Regions from separate parts of the Homo sapiens genome. Here all the other regions are linked to region 1. Evidence: chromatin contacts called from ENCODE Hi-C or POLR2A ChIA-PET data. All regions are on one chromosome and are shown on one strand. Each heading gives the region's core, a stretch centred on a gene start or an enhancer-like site at or near the end of the contact. The rest is flanking DNA. Distances are from core to core; before and after follow the strand shown.

What was found. A loop is a pair of places that touch in the nucleus more often than their neighbours do. ChIA-PET counts read pairs that join two places held with the same protein, here RNA polymerase II (POLR2A). Pooled maps may share reads with other maps.
Region 2: a loop to region 1 is called in a pooled map, with 2.3 times the contacts of the local background. The contact joins two enhancer-like sites. A Hi-C loop is called at or near these places in 1 of 50 pooled maps. POLR2A ChIA-PET finds 5 or more read pairs at or near these places in 3 of 52 experiments (IMR-90, PC-9 and WTC11).
Region 3: POLR2A ChIA-PET joins it to region 1 with 14 read pairs in BJ. The contact joins two enhancer-like sites. POLR2A ChIA-PET finds 5 or more read pairs at or near these places in 2 of 52 experiments (BJ and WTC11).

What each region holds. Positions count from the first base shown.
Region 1 is chr19:13,194,560-13,197,284 of GRCh38, reverse strand. No RefSeq gene overlaps it. Among named protein-coding and RNA genes, the nearest start is that of IER2, 46 kb to the right of the region's middle. Within about 2 kb of position 1,389, at least 4 of the 41 ENCODE cell types and tissues checked have a DNase peak (open chromatin) inside an H3K27ac peak, as active enhancers do.
Region 2 is chr19:13,060,070-13,062,769 of GRCh38, reverse strand. All of the region lies in intron 2 of NFIX (nuclear factor I X), which reads right to left. Among named protein-coding and RNA genes, the nearest start is that of LYL1, 41 kb to the left of the region's middle. RefSeq lists enhancers at 1,088-1,987, 1,988-2,700. Within about 2 kb of position 1,254, at least 26 of the 41 ENCODE cell types and tissues checked have a DNase peak (open chromatin) inside an H3K27ac peak, as active enhancers do.
Region 3 is chr19:13,397,346-13,400,155 of GRCh38, reverse strand. All of the region lies in intron 3 of CACNA1A (calcium voltage-gated channel subunit alpha1 A), which reads left to right. Among named protein-coding and RNA genes, the nearest start is that of CACNA1A, 110 kb to the left of the region's middle. RefSeq lists a cis regulatory region at 850-860 and enhancers at 783-927, 250-1,449. Within about 2 kb of position 1,340, at least 7 of the 41 ENCODE cell types and tissues checked have a DNase peak (open chromatin) inside an H3K27ac peak, as active enhancers do.

The sequences.
Region 1 (2,725 bases), core at 140-2,639:
TCACCTGAGGTCAGAAGTTCAATACCAACCTGGGCTGGGTGTGGTGGCTCAAGCCTGTAATCCCAGCACTTTGAAAGGAGGCCGAGGCGGGCTGATCACGAGGTCAGGAGATCAAGACCATCCTGGCTAACACGGTGAAACCCCATCTCTACTAAAAATACAAAAAAAAAAAAAATTAGCCAGGCATGGTGCGGGCGCCTGTAGTCCCAGCTACTCGGGAGGCTGAGGCAGGAGAATGGCGTGAATCCGGGAGGCAGAGCTTGCAGTGAGCCGAGATCGCGCCACTGCACTCCAGCCTGGGTGACAGAGCAAGACTCTGTCTCAAAAAAAAAAAAAAAAACCAGCCTAGCCAACATGGCAAAACCACATTTCTACTAAGAACACAAAAATTAGCCAGGCACAGTAGTGGGTGCCTGTAATTCCAGCTACTGAGGAGGCTGAGGCAGGAGAATCACTTGAGCCGGGGAGGCAGAGGCTGCAGTGTGCTGAGATTGTGCCATTGCACTCCAGCCTGCATGACAGAGTGAGACTCTGCCTCAAAAAAAAACAAAAGAAACAAACAAACAAAAAAGAAGCCTGGGCGAGGTGGCTCACACCTGTAATCCCAGCACTTTGGGAGGCCAAGGCGGGCGGATCACGAGGTCAGGAGTTCGAGACCATCCTGGCCAACATGGTAAAACCCCATCTCTACTAAAATACAAAAAAATTAGCCTGGCGTGGTGGCGCACGCCTGTAGTCCCAGCTACTCTGGAGGCTGAGACAGTGGAATTGCTTGAACCCGAGAGGCAGAGGCTGCAGTGAGCCGATATCGCGCCACTGCACTCCAGCCTGGCAACAAAGCAAGACTCTGTTTCAAAAAAAAAAAGAAAAAAGAAAGAAAGAAGGAAAATAAGAAAACATTGGGAAAATGCTCAGATGTTGGTCTGGGCAAAGATTTTTTGTGCAAGGCCCCAAAAGCACAGGCAACAAAAGGAAAAATCAACAAATGGGATTACATCAAGCACTTTTTTTTTTTTAAGTCAGGGTATTGTTATATTACCCAGGCTGGCCTGAAACTTGTAGACTCAAGGGATCCTCCTGCCTCAGACTCCCAAGTAGCCGGGACTACAGGCACATGCCACAATGCCCAGCTTGGAAAAATGTTCTAAGGGTGCCCAGGCACCTTCTTCTCCAAAATGTGTTTCCTGAGTCTCAAGGACCGCCTTGTCCAATCAAAGACCACAGTATAATAATCAATCAATTGGACAATCAAATTAGATTCAAAACTGCACAAGATTAAGTCCCGGGCCTTGTTCAATGGGGTGTCCCGAGCTCCAGGCTCCAGGGACGGCCTGGAGGCCCTTGGTTGACCTGAGGTGGCAGTCTGTACAAGTGGAGGAGGAGGCAGGTCGACAGCGTCACCTGGAGGCCAGCTGGCAAACAGCCAAAGGTGAGAAAACTGTAACTGATTAACAAATCTAGAACTCGAGGCTGGGAGCGGTGGCTCACACCTGTAATCCCACCGCTTTGGGAGGCCGAGGCGGGCAGATCACTTGAGGTGTCAGGAGTTCACTACCAGCCTGGCCAAAATGGTGAAACGCAGTCTCTATAAAAATACAAAAATTAGCCGGGCATAATGGTGGGTTCCTGTAATCCCCACCATTGTAGTAATTGAGCTACTGGGAGAATTGCTTCAACCTGGGCAGAGGTTGCAGTGAGCCACAGAGCGAGATACCGTCTCAAAAAACAAAAAGAAAGAGATCGAGACCATCCTGGCCAACATGGTGAAACCCTGTCTCTACTAAAAATACAAACTGGGCGTGGTGGTGCGTGCCTGTAGTCAGAGCTACTCAGGAGGCTGAGGCAGCAGGATTGCTTGAACCTGGGAGGTGGAGGTTGAAATGAACCGAGATCTCGACAGAGCAAGACTTCGTCTCAAAACAAACAAACAAAAAGAATCTAGAACTTCGGCCGGGTGCAGTGGCTCACACCTGTAATCCCAGCTACTCAGGAGCCTGAGAGGCTTGAGAACCCCTTCACCCCATGGGTCGGAGGTTGCAGTGAGCCGAGACCACCCCATTGCACTCCAGCCTGGGCAACAGAGTGAGACTGTGTCTCAAACAAATAATAAATTTTGAAATTTTTGAAAAAAATCCGGGAGCCGTGATTCACACCTATAATCCCAGCACTTTGGGAGCCCGAGGCAGGTGGATCACTTGAGGTCAGGAGTTCGGGACCAGCCTGGCCAACATGGTGAAACCCTGTCTCTACGAAAAATACAAAAGTTAGCCAGACGTGGTGGTGCATGCCTGTAACCCCAGCTACTCAGGACGCTGAGGCATAAGAATTCCTTGAACCAGGAAGGCAGAAGTTGCAGTGAGCAGAGATCGCACCACCACTGCACTCCAGCCTATGCGACAGAGTGAGACCCTGTCTCAAAACAAACAAACAAAAAAAAGTAAATCAATTGGACAATCAAATTAGATTTGGAACTCCACAAAATTAGGTCCAGGGCCTTGCTCAAGGTAGTGTCCCAAGCTCCAGGCTCCCGGGGGCCTTGGTTTACCTGAGGTTGCACAGCCTGAACAAGCCAAGGAGTCAGTCGACAGCGCCACCTGGAGGCCAGATGGAAAACAGCCAAAGATTAGACCACTTTTTTTTTTTTTTTTTTTTTTTGAGATGGAGTTTTGCTCTTGTTGCCCAGGCAGGAGTGCAGTGGTGCGATTTCGGCTCACCGCAACCTCCG
Region 2 (2,700 bases), core at 5-2,504, 130 kb after region 1:
ACCCTGGGCTCATGGACAAGCAACAAACACAAATGCCCACCATAATCAGATGTTTAAGTGGGGCCCTTCTCCCACCTGGAGGCTGGAAACTAAACAGCCTTTCCTCCAAATCCCACCTACACAGGGAACCTCTGGCTGGTCCATGGCTGGGGAAGTGGGAGGCTCTAGCTCTGGAAGGCATGAGAGCCCCAGAGACCTGGCCACCAGGCCACTCAGGCCAGGAGGTCCTGACCAGGAACACCCCACTAGACCATCAGCCCCTTGAGGACAAGCCCTCTCTGTTGGTTTTGTTTGCTGCTACATCCCCCACATCTCAAAGCACAGCTGCAGTGGATGATAAGACTCCAAAGAGACCCTTCTAGATCCTTCTTCAAACCATGGCTACACTGACCACCCAGGGAACAGAGGCACCAGCTAGCTGACATCTTCCCCCTCCTGAAGAAAGAATAGCTTTCTTGCAGCCCAACCACCGACACTCATGTCCAGTGAATTAATGTGGAAACCCTGATGCTGCTAATCTTCCTGCAAAGCCGAGCTGGTTCCAGACACAGGACTGAACATACTTGCACCATACTCAAGGGCTGGAATGACCAGAGGAAGGAACTGGAGCCTCACTGAGAACAGCACAGCAGGGGAAGGCAGAGCACTCTCTCGCAGGCCTGCTCTTCTCCTTGCCCTGGAGACCCGAAGGCAGCCACTGTCCAGAGCTGTCCAGAGGAAATACGAGGAATCTGGGCCTTTGACTGCAAATTTCCAGCTTGGAGCCCTAAGAGCCTGGGCAGGGATGGGTTGAATAGGACGGCACCGAGTGCTGCATAGAGCCCTGGGCCTGGAATCAGAAGCCTAGGCTCCAAATCCTAGACTTGCTGCTGTTAGACCTCCAGTGTGTCTCTCCTGCTTCTTGGTGCAACACAACCAAGACCTGCTCAGCAACATGAGATGTGAGTGGGGATTTTTACAGATTTTTTTTTAACATATTTTAACTTTGAGTTTTATATACTATAAAGTACCAAGCTTGCATAAGGACAGCAAAGGCTGCTGAAGGAACAAAGTGACACTGATCCTCCGACTGACAGCTGCCAAATTCCTCATTCATAGCTCCCTGAAGGACCAAAAAGAGGTTTTCCCCAGGCTGCCGAGCAGCACGGCTCAGGGAGCGGCGCGGCTCAGGAAGCGACGCGGTTCAGGGAGCGAAGCGCTGCACTCCTGGACGCCATAGCTAGGTGGCGCAGCGAGTTAACACTAGCTGCCCTCCGAGGGCTGCGGCGGGGCGCGGCCAGCGACCGGCCCAGAGCTCCAGGGGATGTGGTTCCCTCTGCATACCCAGGGGGTCCCAAGAGGAAGGAGAAGAACCCACTCAGGCCCAGGCCACTGGGACCCTGGTTTATGCACCAAGGAAGGAGCTGCCCGTGGCAGCGGCTCCTGTTGCTGTCGCTGCCAAACACATCCCGTGATATGAGGGCCGAGTTTCCCGTTCGCATTGATTAGGAACAGCTTGCGGTGCATGGGCCGGATGGAAAGGGGACTGCGAAATGGGTGGGCGAATAGAAGGCGGGGGACCTGCCAGGTGCATAGCTTGACTGGGGGTTATCCAGTGAGCCCGGTCCCACCCTGTGTGGCTGCCGCTCTGAATCCTGCCTGCTTCTTTCAGAACGGAGCTGCCCTCGATTTGGGGGGGAGGGGGGGGTCTAAGGCCACGTGACTCCCGGAGTATTCCTAACGCACCCAGGATGCCCTCACCTTTTGGCAGTGCAGACTTGTCTCTGCAATTGGTAAACACTTGAAAAGGAAGATCTCTACCCCATCCCCATAAAAAGTGAAAAAATGGAGAATAAAAGTCAGAGATCAGGAACCAGAGACAGAAATGGAGAAAAGTCAGGAAGAAAAAAAAAATCAGCGCCCTCTGCAGTGGCGGCAGCAGCCGGGCGGGCACACCCTCCCGGGCGGGCGTGGAGAAAGGCCCCTTTGTTCCGCTGGGAGGTTAGCCGAGGTGAGGCCGACCCCCCCATCCCCCTGACCCTGGGCAGTGCAGATCGCTTCACAGGGCCCCAGACTGGGCCTGGTTGCTTCCCTGGCCCCGCAATCCTCAGGCCCCAGAGCAAAACAGTCTAGCTGGCTGTGCGAGGGCTGCTCCCTACCCCCCCGCCTTGCCAGGCACCAAGGGTCACACATGTAGGGCTGGACTGGGCTCCTCCAACAGGTCCTTGGACACCCATACTACCAGCCATTAGCAGCTTACCCAGGCTTCTCCTAAGCTATAGGTTTCGGGGTAGATTCTGCACACAGCAGGCGCCCCACAAAGTTGTGGTCAGAGGGTGCAGCACAAGCTGGGAGCTGATGCCCCAGGAGGCAAGGCTGGCTGACCACGCCCCTCCCACCCACAGTGAGGCTCCCGGGCTCTCTCCTTCACCCGTTCCAGATATAGGCCCTTTCCAATGGCCTCAGGCTCTGGGCCAGGAATGGCCCATCCAAGGCTTCCTCAGAGTGGGGGCTGGGCTCTGTACTAGGTCCCTCTGAGAGGTGGGGACTGAGTTCATCCACTCTGTTCTCCAAGGAGCAGCCAGAGTGGAATTACCTGTCCCTAGTAAAGGGGAGCTGAGAACAGGCTTACTCCCACCCCAGAGCCTGCCAAAGCAGAGGCTGAAGTGGAGGGAAGAAATGGAGGCCAAAAGCGTTCCTCTTGGCCGGGTGCGGTGGCTC
Region 3 (2,810 bases), core at 91-2,590, 200 kb before region 1:
CCCCAACCTGTCTGATCATCTTGCTTTGGGGTGACCCTATGGGTGAGGCAGAAATTCTTGGATCATAGTTTTCTAATGAATATTATAATTGTTAACTTCTGATGGGTGCTGACTTTTTCATCTTTGCAACACTGCGTAGGTATTTTTACTCTCCCCATTTTACAGATGAGACAACTGAGGCTCAGAAAGATTGATTAGCTCTACACGAAGCCAGGATCCAGGCTTAGCCTGGCTCCAGGAATCATGTTTTGAGTTACGTAGCTTCCCTGATTCTGAGGGACCTCCCCACTTCTGAAATCTTCTACTGTTACTCCCCATGGCCCTTTCCTATTGACCGGAGGCACCCCAGCTCCTCACTCGTCCCTTATCTTATGAAACATGACCATGATGTCTGAATTCAAAGGAGAGCCTGGGCTTTGTGGGGAAAACGAAGCAGAAAAAGAAAGGTGGAGGTTGGTGGTTGTTTTTGGCATGGTGAGGAGCCTGTCGTTGCTTGAGGAAAGCAAGAAAGGAGATTGCTGGGGCTTGGATCCATCTCTGGGTGCCTGTGGGTCTGTCTGTAAAAATGAGAACTGGTCGTGCTCATTAGAGGATTTGACCGTTAGGCCTTGGGATAGCGATTTGGGAACTTTTTTCTGCTAAGACAAAGAATAATATGGTTCAGGTTCATTTTGCTCCTGCTTTCCCAAGCCCTACATCTCTTCTGGGCTTTTTTTTTTTTCCTTTTCTCTCCTTCTTCTTCTTCTTCTTCTTCTTCTTCTCATTTTTGGATCTGGACTTCTGCTGACTCATCTCTCTGAGCAAGGAAGGAGGGAGGAAGTCAGAATTGCTCATTAACCGTTTTCTTTAGTGACTCAGCTGTGATTCACATTTTAATTAATGGAGGAGAAAAACCTGATCAGTCCTAAGGCATCTGCCCAATCACGCATAACTCCAGGCTGGTGATAATAATAATACTTGAAAAAAGTGGGGTGTCCTGAATTAAACTATGGCTCATTCCCCACATTAGTCTTGAGGACTCCACCAGGCCCTCTAAGTTCCAGGTCTCAATGGGGCTCCCTGAACCAGAGCAGCTAGTCCAAGCCCCGAGCAGCATTTCTGCAGAGTTAGTCTGAGGTCAGGACAAGAAACAGAGGCTCAAGCCCTCCTGGGATCGCAGGAGGATCATGGGAATGTAATATTGTTTCCTGAGCTGGTCTTTGGCTATAATCCCAGGCTCAAGCCTGGCCTCCCTCCCCTCGGGGCCTGAAATTTGTCAGAGCCTATTGCAGGGGCAGCTTCTGTGCTTTTTGTTTGCCCAGAGAATGAGAAAAGTCCAGATAATCATGACCGCTACTTCCTGAGCACTTACTATGCATCAGGTGGTGTGCTCAGCACTTCTCATGAATGATCACGTTGAATCCTCACTCTGTCCACAAAAAGAAAGAGCTTTTATATAATTCTCCAACCTCCCTATGAGGAAACTGAGGCTTGGCAATTGCCCAATGTAGACAATTAGTAAATAATCAGGCAGGATATAAACCCAACCCTTTCCCACCTGGGAGCCAGAGCTTGCATCTACTATACTTCTCTGCTTTCCAGTCAGCTGCAAAGAAAAATTGGAAGCTGATAGCTCATTCAACAAACACTTATTGAACCCTTCCACCTGCTCAGCCCTGTTCTAGACACCAGAGATCCATCAGTGAACCAAAGAGGCAAATCCATGGTCTCATGAAACTGACAATTTACCTGCCCAAGTGTATTAGTTACTGTTTATAAGTTCCTATTAAGTGTATTAGATATGCTTGCAGCTGTAACAAAGAATCCCAACATGCATAAGGGCTCAAAACAATAAAAATTTCGTTCTTGCACAGATAAAGTTCAAAAGGTGTATTCTTTTTTTTTTTTTCTTTTGCGACGGAGTTTTGCTCTTATCCTCCAGGCATGAGTGCAATGGCCCAGTCTCGGCTCACTGCAACCTCCACCTCCTGGGTTCAAGCATTCTCCTGACTCAGCCTCCCCAGTAGCTGGAATTACAGGTGCCCGCCACCACACCTGGCTAATTTTTTGTATTTTTAGTATAGGTGGGGTTTCACCATGTTGGTCAGGCTGGTCTTAAACTCCTGACCTCAGGTGACCCACCTGCCTCGGCCTCCCAAAGTGCTGGGATTACAGCCGTGAGCCACCGTGCCTGGCCAAAAAAAAAATGTATTCTTAAACAGCAGGCACCTCTCCTCTAAGCAGTAAGTCAGGGGCCCAGGCTTGTTCCATATTGTAGCTCCTCATCTTCAACCCATGGCTTCCAAAGTCTCCATGCTTCTTGATATCAAGCCACAGAAGGGAAAAGAGCATGAGAAGGGCACAGGAGAAATGTTTCTGGGACAGACCCAGAAGTAGTCCATATGACTTCCATCTACCTCCCACTGGCTAGAGCTTACATGGCGGCACCCACTTGCAGAGCTGGGAAATGGAGTCTAACTGAGCATCCAGGAAGGAGAGACAGACATGAGTCTTTGCGTGGGTCCTCACTGAGAATCAAGCTCCACATTTTGATCGATGTCACCAGAGCGTACATGGCGGCGCCCACTTGCAGAGCTGGGAAACGGAGTCTAACTGAGCATCCAGGAAGGAGAGACAGACATCAGTCTCTGCGTGGGTCCTCACTGAGAATCAAGCTTCACATTTTGATCTGTGTCACCTCCTTGCAAGCCCTACCTTAGGACAATTTTAAGGGACATTCCTATCTTCTTCCACCCTTAGGACAGTTTTAAGGGACACTCCTGAGTTCTTCCACCCACCTCCTCTGTTTCTTGGGCTTCCAGCTCTCAGGA